2 separate regions of the Homo sapiens genome follow, and region 1 is linked to region 2. Evidence: chromatin loops called from intact Hi-C (ENCODE). Cell type or tissue: mammary epithelial cell. All regions are shown on one strand. Each heading gives the region's core, and the rest is flanking DNA. Links, peaks and the distances in the headings are about the cores only.

Region 1 (8,375 bases), core at 254-8,253, 310 kb after region 2:
TATTTAGACTTGGGTAGAAATTTTCCTCTTATTAGAGGGTTAAACTTTGATATAATATAGAAATAATTATAATGAATCAGACAATTACTTTGATCCCCTTCTTGGTTTCCAAGAGGCTGTGATGATACACAATATTTTCTAAGATATCTCTATGTGCCTCAAGTATCTACTGCTAGAAATGTGGAAATGAAACATAAAAGGCATCATGTTTACAGGGAGTTTAAAAAAAAAAGGTGTCAGTGAAGGGATGAGGTTAAATGATTGGATGCTAATGGAAACCACCTCCAAATTAGCCAGACAGGACACACCCAACCTACCCTTCCTAAAATATCCAAGGAAGTGAAATTTGTGATGCTCTACAGATAGATACAGGTACTGTCTTTCAAGACCTTCTTGTAAATTCCTTTAGCAAAGATGCTCATTGCACATTACAAATTATTTTGCCCAGTAACTGTGGAATAAGTGGTTGTGTGATTATACATTCACTTCTATTTGTGTCCAGAGTATGACTCATAGAGGCCCAATGGGGGATAATGAAAAAATCGGCTCTAATATCCAAAACTGCCTGTGTCCGGGGCTGGTGCAAGGGATTACACAAGCCTCAAAACACAAATAAAAGTCACAAACTAGCAAGTAATATTCATTAGGCACCCATGTGGTTTTGAAAGACAATTCCAAATGCTTTCTTATATAAATGTGAGATATGGTTGCTAGATTTTTACAATGCCATGCTGGAAAATGGAAAAATTCTCTCTACAAAGGAAAACGTTTAGTCTGGAGAAAATGTTTACAGAGGTTTGCAGCAAATAAACTTCTAAATATAGTACCAGCACTTAATAAAGGGTCAAATAAGCTCTGGGTTCTTGAGCCTGAAGTTTTCAAGGATTTTGACACAGCCCCAATGAACCATGGCAGAACCATGGCAGCTGGCAAATGCCCTGAACCATTAGCCATCAAACAGCTGCTGAAGCAAGTCACATTCCACAATTCTGTAGCACTTCCTATCATATAGTAACAGTTGGTATGTGCCCAAATTTATTTTCTCACTAAAGCTGAATGAAGATCATGTGAGCAGAGAAACACTTTTATGATTAAAGCAGATATACATTTTCAGATGTATTTTTTAAATGAATGGAAAACAATGAAAACTTTTTCAAAATTCATGCAAAGACAAATAAACACCCTTTTTTGATATAACTTAAAACTACATAGTTTCTTTATAGCAGAGAAAATACAAGAGAATCAGAAGTCACAATAAAATGCAAATATGCCATGAAAAACAAAGCCATGAAAATGCACTGAAATGTTTTGTCTCCTAGCACTCTGTTGGAACTTGTACATAGGCTTAGCTGAGAAAGAAGAGTTATGCGCTGGGTGCTGTGGCTCACACCTGTAATCCCAACGTTTTGGGAGTGCGAGGCAGGCAGATCGCTTGAGCTCAGGCGTTTGAGACCAGCCTGGCCAACGTGGCAAAACCCCACCTCTATTTTTAGAAGTACAAAACAGCCATGTGTGGTGGCGCATGCCTGTAGTCCCAGCTACTTGGGGGGCTGGGGCTGGAGGATCGCTTAAGCCCAGGAGGTTGAGCTGCAGTGAACCGTGATTGTGCTACTGCACTCCAGGCTGGGTATCAAAGTGAGACCCTGTCTCAGAAAAAAAATAATAATAATAATGCATATAGAATAAGTCTACCATCCAAATGAGTCATTTATGTGCACAAATTAAATTTTTTTCTTTTTTTGTCTTATTGCAAGATTAAAAATTAATTTTAAAACTACAATTCAATAAGTGGCTTTACTAAAATGTTCCTTAAAATATTATTTTGACAAAAGCCGGCATCAAGAATCTCATTCTTACTCCTCAGAGAGAGTTGAAAATACCCAATTACTTTATAAAATGTCAATACAAGAGGATCTCACAGATAGCAAATCTAATAGTGTCCAGTCCACACTTCCCTACAAATACATGCGGTCATAATTTTTTTTACCCTCTTAATCTGCTGTGGCTCCATTAGTAAGCCCCTAAAAATGCAACCTGGCATTTACATTCTTGTCCATCTGGAATGTCTCTGCATCAGAGGAAAACCCTCAACCCCACCCCCCTCCACAAAAGATGAACAAGTGCACAGCTGGTATAAATCTGGGCACGTATGAAGGCAACCACTTGCATGCATGCATACACAAGGCTAAATGTTTAATCCCTCAAGCACCCTCTTCTACCCATTTTCAGATGATGCTAGGAAGGATATGATTTGCTTTTTTAAAAAATTGAATTATGTACTTTTATTAGACACCAAACAATTCCTTATTGAAAAGATATTGCAAGAAAAAAAGCTTGAAAACTTGCCATCAAAGCTGTCTGAAGTCCAAAGTGCTATCTTTTGCTGTCACCAGAAGACTTGGAACCAAATAGGCAGAAAGCTAAGGTCAATCTTGTGAAAGTATGATTGTGAAACCTAACCCTAGACCTCTGTCCTCTTCAGAGCAGCAGATTCACATATGTGCATTTCAGCAGAGATGCAGGAATTGCTGATGTTTTCCATGCTGCTTCCATGAAAACCAACACTTGCAGGGTTCACTGCCAGCTCATGATGTGAAGCTAAACTTAGAAATCAAGCTGGGTTCTATATTGAGCTACACCACCTAAGTAGCTGTGGGCAGGAATATGACTATATAGACAACTCCAATTCTTAACTATTGGTTTTTAACGAGAAGAGCAGACCAATAAAATTCAGCTTTCTAAAACAACAACATAATTGCTTTGGAATGCATTTTGGTAATAAATTTGGCTGCTGTAACTGAGGTTTTGAGAGGACAACTACAGGGGGCACTATTTACACCATTCTGGGTGTGAAAACAATTCCATGGAATTGTGCTGTACACAGCCCAGGTGACTGCCGGGTTTATTGTCATTCTATACCAACTTCCAAGAGCTCTATCCCAGGGAAAAAAAGTATCCATTGTATCTCTCTGATACTTTCCTACTTTGCTATATTCCTCTGTTTCTTTCTGGCCCCCTTCTCCACTCTGGTCAACTGTCACTTATAGTGACAGTTTTGTTTCTTATCAAACTTTAAATCGAATAAAAGCTAGTTGAGCTTCCAGAGAGCTTTACTCTTCCCACAAAGAATCCTAAGTTGTAGATGATTCAGATATTAAAATTTGAGCAGAACTAGAATTTTATAGGTACCTCAATAAACCTGAAATTCCCCAAATCCAAAACTCTGGAAGAGTTCCCTAACATAATTAGCTACAAATTTTCAATCTTGAAACTTAAATGACTGTTCCATGAATGCAGTTTGGAAATCATGACAAAGCCATAAGTACAGACATGGATAACAGAGGTTGCCAGGTGGCATTATGTTCCATCATAAACTACAGAAAAATTAAACTGTTCCATTATTTTTAGCCAAGACCTCTGGTTATTGGATTGCATGGGTGCCCTGCATTCCGCTTATCCAAAAAGCAAGTCAGAAAGAACTAAAATGGCAGCATAGAGGCTGAGCTGTTGTCCTACAACATAGCCCTTGCTCATTACAGAAGCACTAGGCACCCTAAGGTTCATTTTGTTCCAACAACCAGCAATCATTATTTTCCAGAAAAACTGAGATGTGAGTTTGGTTTGATTTATTAATTTAGTTACTCAAAATCTTGACCTTAGTGACTATAAATATGCTCTATCACTATTCAGGGGTGGCATCCTCACTTGGAATCTCTGGCCAGAATTCTTTGGGAAGTTATCATTGATATCTTATTGCATTGACAATTAATAGACAGACAGCTCATACCTCTTGAGATATTACTATCTAAAATGCCATCAGAACATAAAAATGCAAAAAAAAAAAAAAAAGAGAGAGAGCAAATCTTTATCTAAACATAAGCTTTACCTACCACAGGTAACACTAGTGAAGCATCTGTATAATTTACTCATTGCACTAAAAGTTTTAGCCAGTGAAGCATTGGCAAATTTTCTAATAGGGTCAGATTGCAAATATCTTGGGCTTTGTGGACCATGTATAGTCTCTACCCCAACAACTCAACTCTGCCATTGTAGCTCAAAAGCAGCCAGACAATACATAAAGAAATGGGTGTTCCAATAAGCTTTCCAGAAACAGGTGGCAGCTGGATTTGGCCCTAGTTTGCTGGCTCCTGGCCTACTGTAAAGCCAGAAGAACTATAGGTTGGTGCAAATGTAATTGCAGTTTTTGCCATTACTTTTAAAATGCCAAGACCTGTAATAACATTTGCACCAGCCGAATACATATTTCATTGTAAATCAGGAATAAAAATCCAAAAGAGGCTGATCATAAGAACAAAATCAGCTCAAAGTGACAAGCCTACAAATATAAAACACCTTTCCAATGGAAGGAATCAGGTAAAACTCTTACCTAACAAGTGGTCTGCCAGAGCGTTAACAGGCGTGCATTTGTTATTCTTACAAAAAAGTATAATACTCTTGCGATCATCCAGAAGAGAAAACTCATTTGGGAACATTTATATCATCATCTTCCTTTAAATGCTTTTACAACAAAGAATGTACAGTAACTTTCTGAATAGAAAGATAAAGGGGGAAAAATGATGATACAGTACCTCCAACGGCAAGAAAGGGAAGACTGTTGGTTTCAGGAAAAAAGAAACTGAAGAAAATGCATTGCTGAAGGCCTTGTACTGCTGGAGGGGCATCTTAGTTTGAATTCACCATTCCCTAAACACTTCCCATACCATCCTATTTTTGGTTTCTTTTTATTCAAATTACTACATTTTTGGGGTTTTTCTTTTTATACCATGTTGTGCTTTCTACAGTCTTGAATTACACAAGATTCTCACAGTCCTGCATTAAGGCTGTCTTGGAAGACTACTGTCCACATTTATGACAAAAATACTACAACAAAATCCACAAAAACTGCCATTCATGCATGCCACATCTCAGATCCTGGTGGTTACCCCCTTTGAATGCCAACGTGAAAATGAAACGAGCAATCCAGGGAGCTTGAATTTCAAGGCTATTTTTTAAAAGATGCCATCTGCTTTCCAAAAGCAACACAGACACAGAAATAGTTCTCTCCTTGACTAGCTACATTCCAAAATATTAGGTCATGGTGAGTGCATCCCATTGCCAATGGCCCAGGTATCTACGTATTCTGGCCTTTCTCTCTTGGTTTCTGTGATACTAGTCAAGTTTTATTTCATCTAGAATTATTCACTATCCTCCCAGTAATTCCAAATCACCTTTAATTGCCATTTAAAAAAAGACCCTACATAAGTCTTCCATTCAAACAAACAAACAATAACTGACTTTTGAATCAAATTTCTTTTTAGCAATACCCAAGCTACTCTTTTCTTCATTGTGGAAACCTACAATGAATCTCAGGGTACTAATCCATCCTATGATAATCTTTGGGCCAATCACTTAGTAATCAGAGCTTCCAAACTCATTTGTATGACCGTTGTATAGTAAATGAACTTCAAATCCAAATAAAATGAAAATCCCTATACACAACTCTGTAGTTCATGCCAAATGATGAAAAATGGATCATGGATAAACTTCAGCAGAACACACTCCAAGAATCATTTCCACTCAGTCTGAAAGTAAGTTTTATTATTTCCCCCCATACTAGATTTCCTAAATAATATTTCCTTTTGCTTTTTCTGCACTGCTATGGTGTATGTTCCTTTAGAAACATCGAAGGATCACTAATGGAATGTGGCAAGAATCAGAGCTAAAAATACAGCTTTTTGGCCAGGAACAGTGGCTCATATCTGTAATCCCAGTAGTTTGGGAGGTCGAGGTGGGAGAATTGCTTGAGGTCGGAAGTTTGAGACCAGCCTGGACAACATGGCAAGACCCCTTCTCCAAAAAAATATAAAAAGTTAGCTGAACATGATGGTGCTCATCGTAGTCCAAGCTACATGGGAGGATAAGGCAGGAGGATCACTCAAGTCGAGGAGTGCGAGGCTGCAGGGAGCCATGATCACTTTACCACATTCCAGCCTGGGCAACATAACAAGACCCTGTTTCAAAAAAAGAAAATCTATTTACCTACAGAGAGACTTTTAAAATTGTCATGAAAAGTATCTCAAAGCCTGACACATACATCATTAGTCTCAATGAAGACCAGAAAAAGGAGAGAGAATTAAAGAGGGTGACATTAGCATTCCTAGAAAAGGGAGTTAAAGCAGATCACAGTGAGGGTGCGCCACAGCATAACCTCTGTGAATCCTCGCGCAATTCACCTCTTGGGTTGCCGTCGTCAAGGTTTGATTGCTCATCTATATGCGAGCAGATCAGAAATGGACCAGCTGCCTAGCTTGCTGTTCTACAAGATGTACCATAAGACACTAATCAACTACTCCTTAAAGACAACAGTGTACATGTATTTTTAAGCGGTGGTTATAGAAATGCTGTCGATAGTGTACTTAGAAGTCTATCGCACAAACTTTGTTTCTTGTTAATTTTCCTCAAAGGCAAGAAAATCTACTTATACTTCTATTTCACTCCTTTTGAATTATATATCCTTAGCTCTCGCAAGCTTACACTATAGCTTCACCAATTCCTATTCTTTTTATAAATATTACTCATTCATTCATTCATTCATTTGAGATGGGGTCTTGCTATGTTGCCCAGGTTGACTCAAACTCCTGGGCTCAACCAATCCTCTGATCTTAGCCTTACGAGTAGTTGGGGCTATAGGCATGTGCCACTATGCCCAGCTCACCAATTCATATTCTTTTCTTAGAAAAAATCTGCTTAGACTTACCTCCCTCGGGAAATACACAGTTGAGCTGAAATGGAAATTAGAGACAAGATAATGCCTTTAAATTTTTATTGACTAACAAGTAGCAAAAACTCTTACTGAATCACTATTTATTGTCATATAAGCTTCTTTGAAGGGTACTCTGTGCATCCTACTCCTGGACTGGTCCACATAAGGGCCAGGAAGACTTTTTATCGGGGCCCTGTGGGGAATCGCCAACTTATCTGGGTTTCCTACAAAGTTGACTAATATTGCTCTCTGTGAGTTCTCTAAAACAACCCCATGAGCACTAATGGACTTTCCTAGGCTCACAGGAGTAAAGTATCCATGGAGCTTTTCCACCTGCCTACTCAACAGCTGGCCTCACAGCTTTGGAGCAACGAGAAAACTCCAGTTCCTACTTTGCAAAAATTGGGGAGGAACAGGAAAGGCTTTCCCACATTTCTCCTCTGCCACTTCCGTAAAAGAACTATGCAGGATGTCTTCATCAGCTGAACATAACAGGAACCAAACAGAAGCCACTTTAAAAAGTAAATCTGTTGAAAACATGGACCTAATTTTTATTGTAAATGGATTTAACTGAAATTTTACACTAGGGAATAAAGCTGAAATATATGAAAAAACTATATTACCTTATGTTTAACAAAGCATGTTTTAATTGAATCTACTAGAAAATTCTTAAATGAACAAAGTTTGATCAAGTGTTCATGTTTTTGGATTACTTTTCCTTCACGTTTCAACTTCGACTTCTTGTTTGGTCATCATGGAACAACCATAAAAAGAATCATTTCTGTAGAAATATTCAAAGGTTTTATGAATTTTCCCAAGGCCCTCTCTTAATCTTATATATATATATATATATATATATATATATATATATATATATTTTTTTTTTTTTTTTTTGAGACAGGGTCTCACTCTGTTGCCCAAGCTGGAGTGCAGTGGCACGATCTCGGCTCACTGCAATCTCTGCCTCCAAGGTTCAAGCAATTCTTGTGCCTTAGCCTCCTGAGTAGCTAGGATTACAGGCGTGTGCCACCAACCTCAGCTAATTTTTGTATCTTTAGTAGAGACGGGGTTTTGCCATGTTGTCCAGGCTGGTCTTGAACTCCTGGCCTCAAGTGATCCACTTGCCTTTGCCTCCCAAAGTGCTGGGATGACAGCGTGAGCCACCACGCCCAGCCAATCCTATACTATTTTTACCATGCATTTTAGAAGTACTAAAGTAGTCATTATCTTTGATTTGTTTCTTCAACAGTTGACTCATCTGCTAGATCTTTACTGGTCATTGACTGCTTGTGAAACCCAGCAATCCACCAGCATTACTTTCATTGACTTTATGAAATGCTGCATCTTTCACAAAAGGTGTATTTCCACACTGAATAAAACTGGATGAAGGATCACTGGTATTAAGTATAAAGAGATAATAAGCAAGGGCAGAGTTTAGAAGTGCTTAGTTCATTAGTGAATATTTTTGTGTCTTCTGCTTCCCTACTAAAACCTTATAATTGCAGGAACTCAAATAATGAAGATCACTCTCTTGCCACCATTCCATATGGTAGGATTCGGTTTCATCAACCCACTAGCATGCCTTCATGAAACCATAGAGCCAGCTGTCGAG
Region 2 (8,375 bases), core at 114-8,113:
GACTCCAGAATTCAGTCATCTGGAGTCCTCTTAAATGTGATCTGTATTCAACCTCACTCAACTGAAACCCCCTTTCCTTTCCATTAGAACTGGCTTTACATCTAAACTTTGCAAGTATATTCCTTAAAAGATTTTTACTGTTGCTAGGGAGAGGCCTCTTTACTGCACCTGATAGCTCCCCTAAACTTCTTACTGATGTTGAAATTAGTTTGCCAACTCTTTTCATAATTAGAGATAAAATTTCAAAAGCATATCCCCGTGGAAAAAAGTATATAATGTTTGCACTAGGCTAGTGGAAACAACATCATTTACCCGAGTACTAAATGTGATAAGGAAGGGGTGAGAAAGGGGACCTCTCTGGGAACCTAAAGTGGAAAGAAAGACAAACAGCAGAGGTCAAGGAAGAGAGAAGAAAGAAAACCCAAGGTTCCACACAGCAGGATACACAGGCTCCTATTCTGGACTTAGAAAGCCATCGTGGTTCCGAATCACATCCTACAGAGAATGGTAATAGCCACTCTAGCAAACCAAATTCTTGGAATATTAGAGATATGTGTTGGAAAGGTCAGAGTGCCTCCAATTGATCCCCATGTTGAACCATTCTTTGGCACAGTCATTTGTACCCCAGCCTGATTTGTCACTGACAGGAACACCAGAGTTCCTTCTGTAGTGGATATTTGTATGTGTTCGCTTGTTTTCAGGGCCAGCACGCACCTCCCCGTTTTTCCAATATTAACTCTAGAATTTTATCTGGGGATTTACCTTCCAGTATGTCTCACATTAGGTAGAGCGCTTCTTCCACTCAAAAGTGGAAAAGATGGTAAATGTTAACCATTAGCCTGGTGACTGTGATTGGTTCAGAGAATTGCACATTAGTCAATTAAAACAAAACAGAAACATGGACTTTGGCTGGGACTTCTAAGAAAGATACCCTTGTTCTATTTAGTTGGACTTGAAGCCATAAAGCATGGAATTGTGCCAGCCATTTTGATACTACAAGGAGAGAATATTCTATTAGAGTGAATCCAAGTGGAACCTGAGTACAGTGATTGAAAAGAAGAAAAGGGTCCCAATGCCCCCTTTGAGTATCTGGCTCAGACCTCACCTGAAGCCAGCCCCATACATTGTTCATTGTGTGAGTCAATAGATGGCACCTTTGCCTAAAAAAGCTTGGGTTCAGTTATGCATCTCGTGGAACCAAATGAATCCTAACAGATAAATCTACTCTCAAACAAATATCCTAGGAGGAAAAGAAAAAGCTGGCTGAATAAATTAACATAAAGAAATGGTAAATACAGTGCTCTTAGCTCTTAGCCTAATGTGGTATAAGAGTTGTCTTGTGAAGACTAAACTTTCTTACTTTCTTCCTTTTCTACTACATGGATTTCTGTAAATAAATGTATACGGCAGAAATAAACTAAAATAAGTTCTTTAGTAAACAAAATATAAAAATTAACTTGTAATCATAAGCTCTCTGTTGTTCCCATTTATTTAAGGCAGTGATAACATTACCATGAGTGAAAAATCATAAGATTTCCAAATGTACAATTAAACTCCTTATAATCTATATTTTACAGATTAAGCACAATTTAATTTTATTATACCAAAAAAATGGAGGCTGGAGTACACACTCATGGCTATCTTGCCCTATTAGTAAAATCTGACCTCTATAGGGAAGGCTGTGAGAACAGAAGAAAAAATGGAAGAGAAGTCAGTGGTATTTTCCAAAATGTTGGAAGCAGAATTTTATAGTGGTGACTATAATTATTCTATGACATGTGTTAAGACATCTGGGTCATTTCTTCTTAGTAAAACAATGTTAGCAATTAAGCTGAGTCTATTTCACATAAGACATTAAGTCATGTAAAACACATAAGTAACAACAATAAATCAGTGTCAGGGTTTCTGACAGTGCATAATGTAATACCAGGCATAGAGTAGCATTCTATCTTGAACCACTTTAACCACTTGCACCCCTAAAGGAAATGCCAGTCACGTGTCCCAAATCAGAAGTTTCCACAACACCAGAGACTTTCAGCATGTCATTGCTCTTTGGAGACTATGTGCAAAAACGCATCAGTACATGGACTCATTTTAACATGAATCCTTTTTTAGAGGAAGCTAAGTGCTCTGTATCAAATCAGGAATGAGAGTTGCAGCCAATGAAGATGGAAAAAAAAAAAAGATAGCTTATCCCTTACTGCTGGCAAAGCCAATTAGGCCTATCTTTGTTTCATGACAGCTATATAAAGAATTGGGGAGTTGAGAGAGTGGGCATTTGATATGGATGTGCAAACTAATTCTTTCTGTTGGCTCACATAAACAACATTTAGTAGAATATCCGGTAGATGTTTTTTGGCCTCATTTCCCCAAACCATGTAAGGCAATGCAATCTAATCCATGCAGTGGTTTTCTGTCTTGTATCCAAAAAAAATACAAGAGCTTCTTCAGACAGAGAATTTAAGATGAGTTGAGGACTCAATTCTGATTCATTGGATTATTCCACTTGAAACTAAAATTAAGCTCACATTCACATGATGTGCTTGATGACTTTGACTTTCTCAATTTCTGTCATGAACTAGTGATACAGTAATTGTACAATATGCAAATTCAGCACCAACAGAAATTTTGCATTGTAATTTAATTTATTTGAGTTCATTTAGTCCTTTATAATTTCTTTATCCATCAATCTTTTCTAATAGATTGTGAACTCCTGGAAAGCAAAAGCTTCATTTGTGTCTACTTTGTCAGCTCTCTACTCATAGTGGAATCTCAACTGTTTGTGAAATAAATTTAGTATTGGTTTCTACAAAGAAGTATATTAAGCATTTCAGTTAATATCTTATTAAAGAAGTCCCACAAATAAGGTTAAATAGGATTCTTCTGGGCAGCATTCATTCTTATCTCACAAACATACATTTTTAGACGTTCTCTTAAGCACAAGACCTATAGCAATAATATCTAGCGTGCCCTGACTGCTCACTCTGAGTCAGGCCAAACACTAGGCACTCTGATTCCATTATTCCTTCTCTCTTTGCAACTACCTTATACAGTATGACTGTACTATCTAAATGTCACAAATAAGGTAGCTAATGCTTAATGTTTAAAGAACTTTATGTACCCAAGGTCGTACAATCTGACACCTGGATTTCTTGTTGTTAACTATCGCCCTATGCTCCAAAGCCAATATGTTTTGCATGTTGATAACTATGAGAACCAGTAGAAAAATGCCAAGTCTATAGGAGCAATAAGGAAGTAATTACCTTTACTATAAACTTTAATTTTTCTTGCTTTTTGTTTCTTAGTTTCAGAAATGAGATCAACCACATAAATTCATTTAAACCCAAGGGCATATATGGGGATGACTGTATGAGATCTTAAATCCAAAAACTGTTTGGCTCATAAAGGTTGGCATAAGCCAGCACCACTGGAAAGCACAGTCTGCTGCATGCTCAGAGAAAACAGGTGTGCAGAATGGGGTATGAATCATGCAACTGGCTTCGATTGGTGGGTTCACAAAGTTATTTGAGCATGGGACATAGGCCATTCCCTATTATGTCAGCCACTTCTCCTACATGTTTCAAGAGATGAAAAAATGACACAGGTCAAAAAAATTACAAGCATTTTCTATGACAATTGAAGATGCTTGTCTGGACAGCTGTTACCCTGAATCAGCAAATAGTTTAAAGTGACTAATGTTCATTCTGACACAAAATGTTATTTACTTGATCTTTTCATATAAATGTTACAATAACTTTTTTCACTTTAAAGGATTTTTGTAATGTAAAATAGGAAAAGTTATCTAAATTAGCACTAGAAAAAAAAACTTTTATATAAGGTTAAATCCATTTATTTTACCAATAGCCTATATTGAGTTCAAGAGCTAGCAAATAGGGTGTGAGATCAATTAGGGGAATACCAAGAGGGCTGCACTGTTAAAATATTCTAGAAATCTCAATCTATTTTCTTAAGGCCTCTTTAATAGATCCAAGGAGAAATATATGGACATGTGAAACTAACTACTTGTCAGAACAGGGAGAAAGTTAAGGACAGTTTTCAAAAAACCAATAGTAGAAGGTACTTTATCCAACCTAAATCCTTACCTAATGGAGAAAAAACAATCCTCTTCTCCAATCATTTCTAGCTTTCCAAAGATTTTTTTCTGCCAAAGTCCCCCATCAAAAGTAAGAGAATAACAATCTTAGAAACTGTTAGTTCTGAGATTTGAGGGAGTGGGTGGTACAGTTGGAAAAAAACTGATTTGTTTTTTTCTTTGGGGTAGGGAAGAAAGGAGTTTGGGTAGATATTTGACCTATATCTACCTATTTGACAAATCTAAAATTAGACCCTCCATTTTCACCCCTTTCTTATCCCAATCTTTCATCATTTCTGCAGTCTTTAAGACCTGAATCCCTTGTTGGCTGCATCTTTCTCTCAGAGTGCTCAAGTCTATGGTTATTCTGCTATTCTATATTCTATATTTCACATCCAAAAATAATTTTTGAAATACATTGTTTGGTTAAGTTTGCCCCCAACTACATTTTCTTCTAGGATCATACTTGGTCTTTATTCTGTTACTGTTATTTTGACTCCATCTCTGGATGCAAAAGAAATAAACCTGTGTGTGCAGTTCACCGTTTTCAATAGGAAGACTATTTATACTTAATAATTGAGAATTCACTTAACCATTCATTCTGTATTCAAAAACCACTTATTGAATATATTCTAACAGCCAGTGTCCTAAAAGTCTAATAAGTATATTATGTATTAACTTACTATTTTTTAAAATCATATGTCTTCTATGTACCAGGCATTGTAAAGAACTTCATGACTTAGTGTCTCAGGATACCAAAGGAGATAGCTAAGAGGAGATCTAAATTTTCTGTTCTCAAAAAGGTAAAGATGAAGAAGAAACATTTGTCTCTCTCAGGGGCCTGAGTGAAATGGCTTCTGGAATGCTCAAGAATTCTGAGAAGTGCAACCTACATGGAGACTAAATAATCTGAATTGCCAGTTTCAATAGTGAGGTGAAGCTTACTAATCATGCCCTTTCTCAAATCTCTTCTTCCTCATGGTAAGAGAGTTTCTTCCTTTAGTTTTGGCTGGAATCATGAGCAACCTGCTAGAAACTGCATTTTCAGCTTCCTTTGCAAAGAAATATGAGTAGAAATAACTTCTGCATAACTTCCAAGTTGTTTATATACAATAAAATTCATTCTCTGAGACCTCCTCCCTTTTCCTTCATCATGAGCCGTAAATAAAGAAAAATCAATGTCCCACTTTGATCATGCAGAGTTAGTCAGTGACCTAATGGGTAGAAGAAGAAAATGTCAGTGGAAGCCAAGTCTCTTAATGGCCCCAGGGAGCAGAGCTTCCTCACCCAGCTAGACCAAGCAGATGGTTTCATGAGGAATCAAAGACGACTTTCTTATTCAGACCACTATATGTTGGGGTCTCTTTGTGAAAACATCCTAAAAGTTGCTCTAAATAATACAATAGCCTTATTTTGCCAAATAATCGTAAGTTTCTCTATCAGTTTCCATATATCTATTAAAATTACGTTTTAAATAGTGTAAACCATAGTTTCCAAATATTCAAATTGTATTTAAATAAAATTTCAGGTGCTACGTTGCTAAATAAAAATTCAGTAAGCGAATTCACATAATAGCAATTACTCTAATCTTGGACAAAGCGAAGGAACAATGGTTAAATCATACAATGGCTCCTGAAGGACCTACTCAGATATCACACACAGTTACTTCTACGCACATTCCATTTGTTTAAGTCAGTGATGAAGCCTGACTCAATGGGGTTGGAATATATAACCCCCGGCTTCACCAGAAAGACACTGTGGCTCTTATAACAATGGGTAGGAATATACAATCCTCTTACAAAGAAAACAACAAATAACTGGGCGCAATAACACAGTCTCTACCACAACCAAATGAAACAAACTCTAAATAAGTTTCAGCTACAAGGCAAATAATTTAAATGGGCTTCAATTTCATTCATATGTCTTCATCTCCTTTGTGCCAATGGGATCTCATAACTAGAAGAGAATGTATTATATTTAGATATACTTTTAATTACATTTTAATGATAATGTTCTGGCCTTGTTACCTTCTATAAATAGAACCTATGGTCAGATATTAAAGCATTCATGCCTTAGTTTCTGATATTCTCACTCCTTTACCTCTGCAATAAAAACTTAACTTGCGACAGAAAGGATCTCTACCATTTTAGATCAAATTTATCTTTAGCTATGGTAAAGGCAACCTTGATCAATTCATAAATTCCATATATTAGAATTCAAAACAATAACTTCTATCATAAAATGACAAATAAGTATAAGGACTTATAAAGTATTCCCACACCATCATAACAAACTTCGTTCTTTATCCACTTAATTTTTACTAAAGTGAAATTAACATACCCTTTAGTCAGAAATTTTTTATCCTTGAAAGGCAAAAAAAAAAAAAAAACTACCTTTATTCTATTTTTAGTAAAGATTTGGTACATGACTATATAAACTATATATTACCGTCTTTCCTTTTTCAGCATTAACTACAACAGCAAAATAGTATCAAGTTGATCAGGTTAAGTTTTATAAAATTACATATCTGTTTGAATTGATTATGCATAAACAACTCCAAATAACTCTACTTAAAATGTAGAAGGATAAAAAGAAGCCCTATATTACTAAATGTGAGGCTTGAATCTTAAAATATTACTCAAATTTATTGCTTTAGGAAGCACCTAAATAGAGGAGTTCTATTTTTGGTTAGGACATGGCAAGCTGCAAGAGACTATTGCTTTTACCCTAACAGCCAAAACCAAGCCATATCAATTATAAAATTATAGTATTCTGAACCTACTGCTGATCTGAGGATGCAAAGAGAACTAAATTCCAGAAAGTGATTAGTATTTTATAAGAGAACTATAGCTGTTCTCAAACCTGATAGGCAGGCAATAAATCAATCCATCATTTATGTGGATAAGGAGAAATCCATTAACATTTTAAGAAACTATGACAAGTGTATGTGAGTTAGCAAGGCATGTTAGAATCCCAAGGAACCTTGGCCACAGGGCAAGTTCACAGACACATGTCAAGCTTTTGTTTGTTTTTACAATTCTCTGTCATTAAGTACTCAGGAACTCAAAGGCTAGGGGCAAGACAGAAGAGCTAAGAGAAATCTCCCCCTCCTCCCCCATACCTCTGAGTGAAAAGATATCTCCCTAGGTGCAGTTTGGAAGTCTGGCAGCAGATTGGTAGGTAAAGCACGAAGAGGAATCTTACGTATTCAGCTCTGCAGAAAGGAAATTTCTGATACTGTGTTCAAAATATTTGAAGTGAGTAGTAAGTTATATTAAACTAAAGCTGCAGTCAAGCCCAGATAAACTTGGCTACAATGAGATTTACACAGACCCCAAATCTATCAATTTATACATGAAGGGGTATGATAATTTCTAGGAAAAGATATAATTTACTTTACACTTCACTGTTATGATATGCAAAATGTTTGCTATAAAATAAAAACATTATAAAGCAAAAAATAACCAATTAAAATATGACCCATGATGAAGAAAAGACACAGCAAAATAGGCTGAAATATGGCCTAGATGTCACAAATCACACTTTAAAATAATTATAATAAAAACTATAAAAGATCTAATAAGAAAGGTATACCACAAGTATGAACAGCTGGGGAATTTGAGCAGATGCATGGAAATTTATATTTGAGCATATGCATGGAAACTATGAAAAAAGAATTAAATTGAAATGTTAGATGTGAAAACAATATATTAAAAAATGAAGGATTCAATTGGCTAACAGCAAACTGGATTCACCAGAGGAAAAAAATCAGTGAAACTGAAACCAGGTCATTAGAAAGTATACCAATTGAAACACAAAGAAAAAGATAAGAAGAAAGAGGAGGAGAAAAGAGAAGGAGAAGAAGGAGAAAAGAAGGCAGAGGGGAGGAGAGAACAAAGGGGAGGGGAGGAAAAAGAAAGTGAGAAAGAGAGAAGTATAAAAATGAGGAGGAGAATGAGAACAAAGACGGAAAGAAAGAAACTGAAGGAGGAGGGGAAGAGGAAGAAGAGTGTTCAAGATTTATGGTACAATATTAAATGATCTCAGATTACTGTAGTAATTACAGTCCCAGAGGAGGGAAGAGAGAGATTAAACAGAAAAATATTTGGAAACATAATGTCTGAGATCTTTCCAAAACTTATAAAAAATAATTCAACACCCAATAAGCTCCATGAACCCTAAGCAGAATAAACACAAAGCAAACCAAACCTGGACACATTGTAGTTAAACTCCTGAAAACTGAAGATTGCAAAAATGAATCTTAAAAGAAACCAGGAAAATA

What was found. Hi-C counts contacts between places; a loop is a spot of excess contacts. Peaks named below come from ENCODE experiments on the same cell type or tissue, not always from the same donor. Only the 100,000 strongest peaks of a DNase experiment are listed, where the experiment ranks them.
Region 1: it touches region 2 in a loop (2.5-fold over the local background); 1 of 110 quality-filtered maps calls a loop at or near these places.

The regions. Positions count from the first base shown.
Region 1 is chr2:226,758,525-226,766,899 of GRCh38, forward strand. The region is part of intron 1 of IRS1 (insulin receptor substrate 1); the gene reads right to left. Among named protein-coding and RNA genes, the nearest start is that of IRS1, 37 kb to the right of the region's middle. In mammary epithelial cell, for the core only: no CTCF peak of the experiment used is centred there; DNase peaks (open chromatin) are centred at 2,067, 5,107 and 8,017; H3K27ac peaks cover 2,640 bases.
Region 2 is chr2:226,444,535-226,452,909 of GRCh38, forward strand. No RefSeq gene overlaps it. Among named protein-coding and RNA genes, the nearest start is that of MIR5702, 210 kb to the right of the region's middle. In mammary epithelial cell, for the core only: no CTCF peak of the experiment used is centred there; a DNase peak (open chromatin) is centred at 3,537; H3K27ac peaks cover 2,306 bases.